Regions from separate parts of the Homo sapiens genome. Here region 1 is linked to region 2. A link is a contact called in ENCODE Hi-C or POLR2A ChIA-PET data. All regions are on one chromosome and are shown on one strand. The core of a region is the stretch at or near the end of the contact, and the rest is flanking DNA. Distances in the headings are between cores, read along the strand shown.

Evidence for each region. Hi-C counts contacts between places; a loop is a spot of excess contacts on that map. ChIA-PET counts read pairs that join two places held with the same protein, here RNA polymerase II (POLR2A). Pooled maps may share reads with other maps.
Region 1: a map of CD4-positive, alpha-beta T cell shows a loop between it and region 2 (2.0-fold over the local background). The contact joins two enhancer-like sites. A Hi-C loop is called at or near these places in 11 of 168 maps with a recorded cell type or tissue (CD4-positive, alpha-beta T cell, CD8-positive, alpha-beta T cell, GM12878 and 8 more), 11 of 37 single-sample maps with no recorded cell type and 10 of 50 pooled maps. POLR2A ChIA-PET finds 5 or more read pairs at or near these places in 7 of 52 experiments (AG04450, CD4-positive, alpha-beta memory T cell, GM12878 and 4 more).

What each region holds. Positions count from the first base shown.
Region 1 is chr12:89,719,081-89,726,409 of GRCh38, forward strand. All of the region lies in intron 2 of LOC107984543 (a long non-coding RNA gene), which reads left to right. Among named protein-coding and RNA genes, the nearest start is that of ATP2B1-AS1, 14 kb to the left of the region's middle. Within about 2 kb of position 2,676, at least 3 of the 41 ENCODE cell types and tissues checked have a DNase peak (open chromatin) inside an H3K27ac peak, as active enhancers do.
Region 2 is chr12:89,755,476-89,762,773 of GRCh38, forward strand. All of the region lies in intron 2 of LOC107984543 (a long non-coding RNA gene), which reads left to right. Among named protein-coding and RNA genes, the nearest start is that of ATP2B1-AS1, 50 kb to the left of the region's middle. Within about 2 kb of position 1,381, at least 7 of the 41 ENCODE cell types and tissues checked have a DNase peak (open chromatin) inside an H3K27ac peak, as active enhancers do.

The DNA of each region.
Region 1 (7,329 bases), core at 1,426-3,925, 35 kb before region 2:
AAAGAGGTACCAAAAACAAAAGACATAAAATAAATCTACCCTAGTCACATCACTGAGAAACTTCATGACATTAAAAGACAAAGAGAAGTCTTAGCAGCAACCAGACAGGATAAAACAAACAAAAACAATTTAGCATGACAGCCACCTTTGTATTGGCAATTGTAGATAGGCCAAGAGAAAAAGGAATAACATCTTTAAAGTTCTTAGGGAAATAACTGATATGGTTTGGCTGTGTCCCCACCCAAATCTCATCTTGCATTGTAACTCCCGCAATTCCCACATGTCCTGGGAGGAACCCTGTAGGAGGTAATTGAATCATGGGGGCAGGTCTTTCCTGTACTGTTGTTGTGATAGTGAATGGGTCTCATGAGATCTGATGGTTTTAAAAAACGGCAGTTTCTCTGCAAAGGCCCTCTCTTTCAGTGCCGCCATCCACATAAGATTAACTTGCTCCTCCTTGCCTTCCACCATGATTGTGAGGCCTCCCCAGCCATGTGGAACTGTAAGTCCAATAAACCTCTTTGTGTTGTAAATTGCCCAGTCTTGGGTATGTCTTTATCAGCAGCGTGAAAATGGACTAATACAATAACTCTCCCAGAATGTATACTGAGGTAAAATATCATAGGAGTGAAGATGAATGTAACGTTTTCAGAAAAACACTAGGAACATACTTCTCACAAACCAAAAGAGCAGAGTTCCCATCCCAGCACTTTGGGAGGCCGAGGTGGGTGGATCACCTGAGGTCAGGAGTTTGAGACCAGCCTGCCCAACATGGCGAAACCCCATCTCTACTAAAAATACAAAAAATCAGCCAGGCGTAGTGGTGCATACCTGTAATCCCAGCTACTTGGGAGGCTGAGGCAGAAGAATCACGTGAACCTGGGAGGTGGAGGTTGCAGTGAGCCAAGATCATGCCACTGCATTCCAGCCTGGGCGACGAGCAAAATTCCATCTCAAAAAAAAAAAAAAAAAAAAAAAAGCAGAGTTCCCAAGAAAGTCACTCCTTTCATAAACATTTGAAGTTTCTGCGTACCCTGTTGGATGTCTGCATAGGCACAGATGTGTTGACATATCTGTTTTTAACTTAGGAGAGTAAAGAGAAATGGAGAGGGGAGCCAGAGTGAGAGGAAGAGTGGAAGGAGAGTCATCTTTTTGTCCCCACCATGTGGCTTGGCATAGATGCTTAAGTTTCCTTGTAAGACAGCTTGGAATGAAGCTGCCAGCCAGGTGAGAGCACCTATCAGGAGACTACAGGGTGCAGCTCCAGAGAAGAGAGTTACAATGAGGAACAAGAGGTTGGTAAGAAGCCTATCTCATATGATAGGAGACAGCAGTACAAGGCCTTGCTGAGCTCTTCCAGAAACTCCCACATAGACCCACTAAAAAGTCAGTGTTTGGTTGCCTGCCACATTAAAAGTATTGACAGGCCGGGCGCGGTGGCTCACGCCTGTAATCCCAGCACTTTGGGAGGCCGAGGCGGGCGGATCACGAGGTCAGGAGATCGAGACCATCCCGGCTAAAACGGTGAAACCCCGTCTCTACTAAAAATACAAAAAATTAGCCGGGCGTAGTGGCGGGCGCCTGTAGTCCCAGCTACTTGGGAGGCTGAGGCAGGAGAATGGCGTGAACCCGGGAGGCGGAGCTTGCAGTGAGCCGAGATCCCGCCACTGCACTCCAGCCTGGGCGACAGAGCGAGACTCCGTCTCAAAAAAAAAAAAAAAGTATTGACAGCCAGAGGGGATTTCGATAGAGTCTAGCCAAGCAAAGGGACTGCCCTTGTCTTCTCCACCCTCCGTGCCCTCAACACTGGAAGAGCCACAGCTTCCAGAAGGGAAAGGGGAGGGGAGTAAAATGCAGATACTGAGTGAGCACTCTCCAATCCTCAATACACACAGACAGTGATGGGGGAGAGAACCTTTTACTCAGATAGAGATTTAAGATTTTAACAGTAGTAGATTAAAATTTCATTGATAGGCAGTAGAAGGCTTTGCTGGCCTCATCTAAAAACTCCCAGAAGAGTTCAAAGGTCCCAGAAAGTTAAAGGCTCTGCTTCAGATGTTGTTGAGGAACAGGTGTGGAGTATTCATTGGCTCATGGTTGAAATCAGTTGTTCAAGAAAAATACCTCATTGAGCTGAGCTTGAGGCCCTAACCAAATAGGTAGGCAAATGAAATCAGAGTAGGAATAAACACGAGTGAATTGGAAGACATGAAGCAGTTACAGATCACAGATACACGAAACACAGCTTAGGTAGCTTTCCAGAAAGAGGGCTGATGTGACAGGTAAGGACGTACTTGAGGTAGAGACAGGGCGGGAGAATCAATTTTAAAATTTTATATATAAAACTGCTGAATGATTAACACCATGAAAACCTGGCAATGAGCTATGTCTGGTCAGATGCACCTTCCTATTTCTACTCTCAAGACCTACAAATGCTGATTTCTTCATGACATTTCTTTATGGTAATGATGGAGAAATTTCTGGAGACAACTTGTCACAGAATTAAGTTGTCCAACTTACTCTCCCCATCGGGCTATTGTGAATTTCCTGGTTCCCGACCACCTGCCGGGTTCTGACCATTTACTTCCTTTCCTCTTTTGGAGCCGGTATCCTCCAGGTCCACATTGTTTGCCCTGAACTCCAATAACTACCTTCTTATTCTTCTTGCTTGCCCAATTGCTGGCCCAATGATTAGACTTACTTCTCATATCTATTTATACTCACTTCTGCTTACTTGTTGCTTAGTTTCTGACCTCACTGGCTCGTCTTGAACTTTGTTTATGCCTGTTTCTGAAAAAAGAAAAAGTCCTGATGACTGATTCCCTTACCTTGTCAAAATTCTCAACTCTGCTGAATTTCTGGCTTTTCCAGTTCCAAATTCTAGCCAATTTGTAATGCTTGGCTATCCTTTATCACAATCACAGCATTAAGAGTTGACTGTATTTTTCTATTATCGGTTTCATTTCTTATTTTATTCAACTAATTTGTTTTTTAAAAAGTACACATTTCTCAAATGCCTTCTTTCAATGTAAGCTATAGAAAGTCACTCTACTGTCAAACACAAAGTTTACCAAGCAAAATTGCTTTTCCCAATACAGTCTTGTTTATAGGACTTCAAGAACACTTCTACCTAAATAATCTATCACAAAGAATGAAGATTTAATCATTTTGATTTGGTCATAATAAGTTCTCTTTGGGCTGTTACTGATATAAATACATAACTTCTGTATTTGTGTTAACGTTTTGGAGGGTGGCCCTAGTCTAACTAAAAATCATGTTTTTAGTTCTTTGATTTTCTTACATATATATATATTTTTTTAAGACGCAATCGGGGCTCACTGCAACCTCCATCTCCCAGGTTCAAGTGATTCTCCTGCCTCAGCCTCTCGAGTAGCTTGGACTACAGGTGCACACCACCTTGCCCAGCTAATTTTTGTAGTTTTAGTAGGGACGGGGTTTCACCATATTGGCCAGGATGGTCTCCATCTCTTGACCTCATGATCCACCTGCCTTGGCCTCCCAAAGTGCTGGGATTACAGGCGTGAGCCACCATGCCCAACCTATATATTGTTTTAATGCTTGCTTTGCATACATGTTTACATTTAAATTTTGCATCACTTTCCAACAGTGATATAAATTCTCATTATCCTTAATCATTCCTTTTTGTGTCTCTAAAAATGAAGTGTTGGGCACTTAATATCCTCGTATTTTTCTTAGTTCTGTGTCTTAGACATTTCTTCCAGATTTTTAGAACCTTTTCCATTACTATTATAAATAGAAAAATACTAAGATGCCTCCCTCATTTAACTCTTTTGTTTTTAATCTCCAAGAATTCAAATGGTAAAACTAGGTATATTATATAAATGTGTATATATTCTTTGTTTTTTTTCGCATTGGACATTTATCGTTAAGTTTTTAAATATTAGGTATAGATAATTATCTGTATGTATGTATGTGTGTTTTTTTTATAATTCAAACAATACAGATATATATAGTGTAAAAAGTGAAAGATCCCTGTAATCATACCCCAGCATAACCAGGGTAAAAAGTTGTTATTTTTCCAAAGTGGTTCTTGCTGTGGGGACATACAAGGAAATAGAGGATACAGCATAGAGTGTCTGGACTTAGGGAACATATACATCTAGTGGTGCTGACAAGTGAAACAGCAAGAGAGAGAAGTCCAAAGAAAAACATAAAAATGTGACAGTGTAATACATGCTGTATCAATTCATCCTGAAGGAATTCAAGTTAATTGGAAAGAATATTATGAGAAAGATAAATCTGAAACTTAGCTTTGAGAAGGAGGCAACATAATGTTAGAAAGAGCCTGAGCTTTGATATAAGGATTCCAACTCCATTTCTGAAATTTATCAGCTGTGTGATCTTGGGCAAGTTCCTTAACTGCTCTGATTTTTTAGTTCCTGCCTGTATAAAATGAGGATAAACTTCTAAGGTTCTTGTGAGGTTGAAATTAATGTAGTTTTTCATGATAGATACTCAGTAAATGGGTGTTTAAATTCATTATTTACCCACATAATCTGCCACATTTGATATTGTCTTAATATTCTCTAGTGTGTATAAAAATAATATAATGTACTGAAAAATGTAGAAAACATAGTTATAATTTATACAGCCTCAAAGGGAATTTTTATATAATTATATAGCCTCAAAGGGAATTTTTAAATTTTATCCATATTCATCATTTAAAAGGAGATTTAAAAAATTTAAAGAATTTTGAAATAGTAAAGAAATTGAGATTTAGGCTCTATCGATGTGACATATATTAGTCAAACTAAAAAGTCAGATAACGTTTTTTATCTTATAGGATCCTTCAGTGTCTAAAAGATTGCCACACTTTGTTATGTTAGGGTCAAATCAATGACTATACAGGCACGGCAAGAAAACTAACAAGTGTTTCTGAGTAATGATTATGTTCTTCCCTGAAAACAAAGACAAGCAATTCTTTAAGAAAGCTTAAAACGGCCATTGAACTCTGAACCAAAGCCCAATAACGAATATCAAGCTACCTCCTCAACAAGAAATGTTATCCCAGCAGTGCAGCTGTGAGCTAATTAAACAGCCCAGATCGTTGTGCTAAACTTTAGTACTGCATTTACAGAATTAATTCAGAGGACATGTTATTAAACTCTGGGGTTTATCAGAAGAAGGCAGCCTCTTTTTTTTGAGCAGCATTTAAAAAATTAACATACTGGATAAGCTGCTTATTATAGATGGAGCCTATGACATCCTTCATGTACATGCAAAAACTAAGCAATGAATTTCTAAGCAAAATAATGAAGCTATTGCACTCTGAGACCAAAATGTAAAAATAGTACTTTAGATATCCTGAGAGCACTTTCAAAAAAAATTATATTCTATATGGTTATTTCTAAAGTCCTGAAAGACATACTGATGATGACTAATATGCTAGAATCTAGCATATATATATATATATATAATATATATGTGTGTGTGTGTGTGTGTGTGTGTGTGTGTGAGAGAGAGAGAGACAGAGAGAGAGAAATATGTAGCAATTCTATATTTAATTAACTTGGAAATCAGTCATAACTGGCATGTGTAAGACAAGAATATTTTAAATTATTGTGAAGTATAATACTTTCCCTCTTAATTAGTCTTAATAAAACTTGGACTTTAAAATTTATATCTAGAAATCTAAATCATAAACAAAATTCCTACTTTATTGTAAATGCTGATGGCTGTCATTATTTAAGTTATTATGCATAGGCAATAATGGTAGGAATAAGATATGGAGACATTTATGACTGGAAACTTTGTGGAGGGCATAAAATATGTTACATTATTTTAATTTTGTTGATGTAGTGGACTCAAGAAGATAAAACAAATCAGTGAATTCTTTACAATCCTAGTCACTCATCTTTAAAACAGGGAGAGCAACACTTATCTTACATTATTTTCAGTACTGCAACAAAATAAGATAGCAGTTTTTGAATAGTTCAATAATTCTAATACTTGTAAAGTAACAGATAAAAATAAGAGAGTCCTGAAATAAAGCAGCATACCTACAACCATCTGCTCTTTGACAAAGTAGAGAAAAACAAGCAACAGAGAAAAGATTCCCTATTCAATAAATGATACTGGCAACACAAAAAGAAAACTTAAGGCCAATATCCTTGATGAATATCAATGCAAAAATCTTCACCAAAATACTGGCAAACTAAATCCAGCAGCACATCAAAAAGTGTGTCTACCACAATCAAGTAGGCCTTATTTCTGGGATGTAAGTTTGGTTCAACATATGCAAATCAATAAATGTGATTCATCACATAAACATAAGACAAAAGCCACATGATCACCTCAATAGATGCTGAAAAGCTTTTTATAAAATTCAGCACCCATTTATGTTAAAAACTCTCAATAAACTACGTATGAAGGAACATACCTGAAAATAAAAAGAACCGTCTATGACAAACCCACATCTAACATCATACTGCATGGGCAAAAGCTGGAAATGTTCCATTGAAAACTGGCACAAGACAAGGATGCCCTCTCTCACCACTCCTATTCAACACAGTTTTGAAAGTCCTGGCCAGAGCAATCAGTCAAGAGAAAGAAATAAATGGCATCCAAAAAGGAAAAGAAGTCAAACTATTTTTATTTCCAGCTGACATAATTCTGTATCTAGAAAACTCCATAGTCTCAGCTCAAAAGCTACTTAAGCTGATAAACAACTTCAGTGAAATCTCAGGATACAAAATCAATGTACAAAAGTCACTAGCATTCCTATACACCAGCAACAGTCAAGCTGAAAGCCAAATCAGGAACACAATCTCATTCACAATTGTCACAAAAAGAATAAAATACCTAGGAATACAGCTAACAGGGAGGTGAAAGATCTCTGCAAGGAGAACTAGAAAACATTGCTCAAAGATTGATTCAGAGATGACACAGACAAATGGAAAAATATTCCATACTCATGGATAGAAAGAATGCATATCATTAAAATGGCCATACTGCCCAAAGCAATTTATAGATTCAGTGCTATTACTATCAAACTACTAATGATAGTCTTCACAGAACCAGAAAAATCTATTTTAGAATTCATATGGAACCAAAATAGAGCTCAAATAGCAAAGGCAATTCTAAGCAAAAGGAAGAAAACTGGAAGCATTATGCTACCCAACTTCAAACTATACCACAGAGCTTCAGGAACCAAAACAGCATGGTACAGATACAAAAACAGGCCCACAGACAAATGAAATGGAATAGAGAGCCCAGACAGAAGGCTGCACACTTACCACCCATCTAATCTTTGACAACACTGACAAAAACAGGCAATGGGGAAAAGAC
Region 2 (7,298 bases), core at 131-2,630:
TTGGCTTTTTTTTGTTTGTTTTGTTTTTGAGATGGAGTCTCACTCTGTTGCCCAGGCTGGAGTGCAGTGGCGTGATCTCGATCTCGGCTCACTGCAACCTCTGCCTCCTGGGTTCAAGCGATTCTTGTACCCTAGCCTCCTGAGTAGCTGTGATTACAGGCACCTGCCACCACACCTGGCTCTTTTTTTTTTTTTTTTTGTATTTTTAGTAGAGATGGGGTTTCACCATGTTAGCAGGCTGGTTTCAATCTCCTGACCTCAAGTGATCCTCCTACCTCGGCCTCCCAAAGTGCTAGGATTACAGGCATGAGCCACCGCACCCAGCCATAACTGTTCTTAATACCATTGAACTGTACATTAAAAATAGTTAAGATAGTATATCTTATATTATGTATATTTAAGCACAATAAAAATTGAAAACAAAACAATAACAAAATAGATAAATGAATAAATAATTTAAAAAAACATGAGGAAACAAAAAAAGACCTTTGCCCTCTATGGAGCTCATAATCTAGCACGGGGCAATAGACACTACATATTATATTATTTATACATTAGAAGGTCATAAGTGCTAGAGGAAAGGTAGGGGGATTAGGCATCTCTAGGTTAGTTGCTGTTTTAAAAAGAATTGTCAGAGTAGGCCTCTTACTCTTTGATCAAAGACATGGAGATGATGGAATTAGCTACATAAATATCTGGGTTCCAAAGCAGTGAGAACATCCAGTGCAAAAATCCTTAGGTAGGAGCATGCCTGGCACGTTCTAGGGATGTCAAGGAGGCCAGTGTGGCTGGGACAGGGTGGGGGCAGAGAGAGATAGGTAGGAGTTGAGGTTACAGTGGTAAAGGGAAGTCAGATCATATGGGTTCTTGAGATCGTTGGAAGGACTTTGGTTTCTACTCTGAGAGAAATGGGAACCATTGCAAAGTTTTAAAAAGGAGAACGGATGATGTGACATATTTTAAAAGGATAATTATTTACAGAGAGAATAGACTCAAGTGAAGAAGCAGGGTACCTGCTTAGGAGGCTGTTGTATTAGTCTTTGGGTGAAAGATGGTGGTGGCTTGGACTAGAGCAGTAGCAGTATTCGTGGTGGGAAATGGTCAGATTTTTACATATTTTAAAGGTAGCGCCAACAGAATTTCCTAAAGGATTAGAGGTAGGGTGGAAAAAAGAAAAGTCAAGGATGACTCTAAAGTTTTTGACTTGAGCACCTGGACTGTTGGAATGACATCATGGGAGAGGCTTTGAGTGAGCAGTTTTTTTAGGGGGAAGATCAGGAGTTCAGTTTTGAACACATTGAGTAAACTCTGTTATTACAATTTGGTTTTTTAAGTTGCACAAGTGAGGGCCATGGAAAATATGAGTCAACGGTATAGTATCTTTCACATAGTATTGGCTCAGAGTAGGCGTGTCCTTTAGATGTGGAAGAAAAAAGAGGATGTAAGATTGTAAGAGCTCTGTTGCTGACTCATGTTTTTCATGACTGTCACTTGTGCAACTTAAGAAAATTAACTGTAATCATAACAGCTAACAATATTGAGCTGTTACTATGAACAAATAGATGACATGTTAACTTATGCTAATGTGTGTAATTGAAGGAAATGTTAAATTGCAGTTAGAGGGTAGTGAGATTCCCATCCAAGTTCATGGAATCTGTCTTCTGTCCTTGGACTCCAGATTGAGAACCCTGCAGTGATTTTTAGTTTACAAATACCCCTGGGCCTAGATTGTTATCCTCACAGCAGTCTTAAGGAATAGGTCAGTGAGGTTATCCCTTTCATACTCGGAAGTCGGGAGTGGCTTGCCCAAGATAAAAACATGAATTCAACTTCCAGGTTCTCTGACTTCAATGCCAACAATTTCTCAATATTCCCTGCCACCCAACTTTCACTGATCATTTAAAAACTTACAAAAATGTTAGAATAGTACAGTACAATGAACACAGCATACTTTTAACCTATTTCACTAACTGATTATTGTGCCACATTTGATTTATGTCCTTACAAACACACACATACACATACACACAAACACACACGGGAGTTTTTTAGTGACTTTTTAAAAAGTAAATTGCAGGAATTCTGTCACATCCAAGTATGTTTAACCTGCATCCCTTAAGAATAAGAGCATTCTAGAGAACCCATAAATAAAGTCACACACCTACAACCATCTGATCTTGGACAAAACTGTCCAAAATAAGCAATGAGGAAAGGACTTCCTATTCAATAAATGGTGCTGGGATAGCTAGCTAGCAATATGCAAAGGAATAAAACTGGATACCTACCTTTCACCATATACAAAAATTAATTCAAGGTTGATTAAAGCTTTAAATGTAAGACCTCAAACTATTAGAATCCTAGAAGAAAACATAGGAAACACTATTCTGGCCACTGACCTTGGGAAAAAATTTATGATTAAGCAATTGCAGCATAAACAAAAATGGACAAATGAGACCTAATTAAACTAAAGAGTTTCTGTACAGCAAAACAAAAACAAAATAAAAACTATAAACAGAGTAAACAGACAACTCACAGAATGAGAGAAAATATTTGCAAACTCTGCATCCAACAAAGGTCTAATATCTAGTATCTATAAGAAATTTAAATAACTCAGTAAGCCAAAAACAAATAACCACATTAAAAAGGGGTCAAAAGACAGAATGGACGCTTCCCAAAAGAAGACACACAATTGGTCAACAAACATGAAAAAGTGCTCCACATCATTAATCAGAAGAAATGTAAACCAAAACCACAATGAGATATCATCTCACACTAGTCAGAATGGCTATTATTAAAAAGTCAAAAAACAATAGATGCCAGTGAGGCTGCAGAGAAAAGAGAACACTTATACACTGTTGGTGGGAATGTAAATTAGTTCAGCCACTGTAGAAAGGAGTTTGGAGATTTCTCAAAGAACTTAAAAAAGAACTACCACTTGACCCAGCAATCCTATTACTGGGTATATATCCAAAAGAAAATAAATTGTTCTACCAAAAATACACATGGAGTTGTATGTTTATCATAGCACTATTTATAATAGCAAAGTCATAGAATCAACCTAGGTGCCCATCAGTGGTGGACTGGATAAAACACTATGTGTGTGTGTGTGTGTGTGTATATATATATGTATATATATGTATATATAAATACGTATATGTGTATATATATATGTATATATATGTATATATAAATACGTATATATGTATATATGTATATAGAAATACGTATGTATGTGTGTGTATATATGAATATGTGTGTGTGTGTGTATATATATATATATATATATTTTCAAGATGAAGCCTCGTACTGTTACCCGGGCTGGAGTGCAGTGGCACAATCTTGGCTCACTGCAACCTCTGCCTCCTGGGTTCAAGAGATTCTCCTGCCTCAGCCTCCCAAGTAGCTAGGATTACAGATGCCCGTCACCACACCCAGCTAATTTTTTGTATTTTTAGTAGAGATGGGATTTCACCATGTTGGCCAGGCTGGTCTCGAACTCCTTACGTCGTGATTTGCCCACCTTGGCTCCCAAAGTGCTGGGATTACAGGCATGAGCCACCACACCCAGCCAGAAAATATTACATATATATATGTACATATATATACACACACACACACATACACACACACGTATATATGTATATATGCCATATATGTATACCCACACATACCATGGAATACTATGCAACCACAAAAATAACTAAATCATGTCCTTTATAGCAATATGGATGCAGCTACAGGCCATTATCCTAAACAAATTCATGCAGAAACAGAAAACCATAAATGAGAAAGCCTATTCTCATTTATAAGTGCGAGCTAAACATTGGGTCCACATGGACATAAAGATGGCAACAATGGACACTGGGGACTACTCCGGGGGTGGAAGTTTGAAAACTTAACTACTTACTACCTGAGTGATGGGGTGAATTGTACCCCAAACCTCAGCATCACACAATTTACCCATGTAACAAACCTGCACACATACTCCCTGAATCTAAAATTAAAGTTGAAATTTGCTTACAAAATGATTAAGGATATTCTCCTAAAAAACACATCTTTTCGTACCTAAAAAAACACATCTTTTCGTACCTAAAAAAACTAATAATAATAATCCAAACCATCACCTAATATAACCTCTATATTTAAATTTCCATAACTGTCACCAAATGTCACTTATAGCTGTATTGTTTTTCTTTGTAGCAACCAGTCTAGGATTATGTATAGCATTTGAGTTTGAGATCTTTCATCTCTTTTTACAGAATAGTTTCCCACTCTTTTTTTTTTTTTTTTTTTGCTTTTCATGCTATTATTTTTTTCTGAAGAGTCTAGGTCACTTGTAATAAAAAGTGTTCCAAATTTTGTATTTGTTTAATTGTTTTCTCATAGTTAGATTTAGGTTAAAGTATTTCTGGCAGAAAGAGTACACAGGTGAATGACAGGTTGCTCCATTGTCGGTGATACTGAGTTTAGTCACTTGATTAGGATAGTTACTGCCAGACTTCTTCATTGTAAAGGTAAACTTTCTACTTTTTAATTGATAAGCTATCTGTGGAGCAATACTTTGAGTTCAAGGTTTTAGCATCCGTTGATGATCCTTGACTGAATTAATTACTACACTGGAGAGTACAGAATTCTCGTTTTCTCCCTATACTGCCTGTAGACTAGGAATCTTCTGCTCCTAAAGCTGTACTTCTAGTGTTCTGAAACCAGTGTGCTCCACTGTGGATACCACCATGCAGTGGTAGAAGGAGCAAGAGGTGAGTCATGGAATCAGATAGCAGATAAAATGGCAGATCAGGTACTAGAGATGCTGGGCATGGCATATTATTGAGAAGCAAAAGAGCTAGTTTGGTGATACTAAAGTTTCAATTCTGTATTTTTTGGGTGGTCACACTTTGTATTTTCCATTCGTTAGCTAACTTTCCTTTCAAAATAGTGTTTTTGGGGGGGAAGGGAAAATAATTAAACACATTTGATATAAATCTATTTTTAATCCCTTTATTATAGTTTTCTGTTCTCTTTGCATTTTTCCTCTTGTTTTCTCTTCTCTTCTTTTCTCTCTTTAGAGCCCTTTCTTCTTTTTAAAATATCTGCTCAAAATTTAACTATGAATTTTCTGTTTTCTCAATTTACCTCTTCCAATTGATCAGACTGTAATTTTTCTTCTAGTTGATTGGTGCTTTTCGCTCTTCTAGGTAGGATGAGGGCTTCAGAAATTATATGGCAACTTTTAATTCTCACATGTGATGCCCTAGGCTCAACTCTTCATGTAATAAAACACCTTATTTTAGAAAATATTCATTTAAAAAGATATTACAACATATTCTCAAACAAACTTTGATGAGTTTAGTTGTCTCAGCACTACTCTGGCTATTTTAAAGTACATTATTTTGTTAACCACACCCTTTCACCTTTTATAAAGCTGAAAAATAGGAAGCGTTTTTTTCTTTTCATTTTTTGTCTTGGTAGTTTGTAACCACATTTTTTGCACTGTGGTTTCATGTAAGCGGTTGTTGATAATCAACTGATGAGTGTTGTTATGTACAAAAGTCATGCTTTTGAGGCATGGAAGTGAGTGAAAGAACATTTGAGACAATGTATATTTAACTCTACAAATAACATGTTTCTATGGTATGGAAGACAAATGATTTTCTCTAATTTTTCACCTGTCCAACAAACAGCACTTTGGTTGTTCAAAGATTATTGTCATGATTCACTTTGTAGTTTAAAATAAAGATTAGATATTTTTTGTCTTAGTGCAATTTAATTACTTATTAAAAAAAATCCCAGGAGGCTTTAGCAATTCCCTCCTGAATAATTTACAACTCAAAATGATAATAGTAATACTATAGTATATGACATTGTTTTAAATTAAAAGATGTAAGTTAATCGATTGATATGATTTTAAATTCAATTCTCTGAACGAAAATTAAGAATTAAGCTCACACATAAGGATTGGAGAAGGCCTTCTGTGGTGGCAGTTGTTAATGTCTTTCAGTGCTTTGGAAGAAAATTGCGGAAGGAGACTTTGGCTATGCCTCAGGGATGTCCTTGACACTGCACCTGCCACGTGATTTTTCCAGACAAGGAAGGCTATTTTCCTCAAAATGTGAATTTAATCCCTATGTAAACCTTCTGAGGCTAGAAATTCAGTCACATTATATAGTATAAATGATATTTTAGAAGAATATGTTGTTTGAAGAAGATCAGTTTTGAGCCTGTTTAATATTAACAAAGAATTTCCTAAACTTAGTTGCCCCTGGAAATTATCCTTTGTACTGAAAAACCCCCAAAACACAAAACATGTTAAAACAAAACAAAACAAAACAGTGGCACTTGTGTTCTATAGAATTCACTTTGGAAATTGAAATTTAGTGACTTTATTTTGGAAGTTAAAGTCTATACCAGATAGTTTTTGAAAGCACCTTCAATCCTATAACAATAAAATTCCAGTATAACATGTTAGCAAGATCTTGTGTTCAACATTGTGTTATAATATACTATAGATACAATTTCTCTGTAAGAAAAAAAATGTTGTTTACTAACGTAAATGCAGTTTTAAGGGGAATTAAAATGAGTTTTCGTTACATGATATTTTATTGGATGACTAAAAATGAGCTCATTTTAAGTGGAAAGACTGGTTTTATGATTCAGATATTTTTATTATAATTTAAAAAAGCATTTTCTTATAGTTTCTTTGAAATTAAAAAACAAGAAAACGTCAAAACCTGCCATTGAAGATTTTCTGGTGTCCTAGTGGCACTTTTCAGATGAAACTTTGAGAAACATTATTGTGATTTTTTAAAATAATAAAATGCTAACATGGTGCTATTGTATAGTCAAAATGTATAAGCAGTTAAATGTTACAGAATAGTTGAAAATATGTAAGACATTTATTTCATTGTTCCTTAGAAATTTTTTTTCATCAACCCTTGTTTCCTGAGCTAAACCAACCGAGGGACAAAAATAAGATTACAATGACAGAAAGTAGGAATTGTCTGTTTTCCTATTCCTTCTTCTTAAGCAGTACAGTCCTCATATATTCCTCTTAAATAGTTCTGGACATCCCTAGAACGTGGTCTCACAAAGATCAGGAACTAGTCCTTTTCACTTCTATGTGGGTTGATTCATTTTCTTCCTTTTCAGGTCATTATGGTGATGACACCAAAAGTGGCAATTACAAAGCCACCAGTGTTAAAGCTACTAACGTCATCCTCTTTAGGTTGCTTGATGTTGTTGCTGTTGGTCAATGTGGATAAGTAACAGCTGCCTCATCCTGCTATTGCTAAAGTTACCTA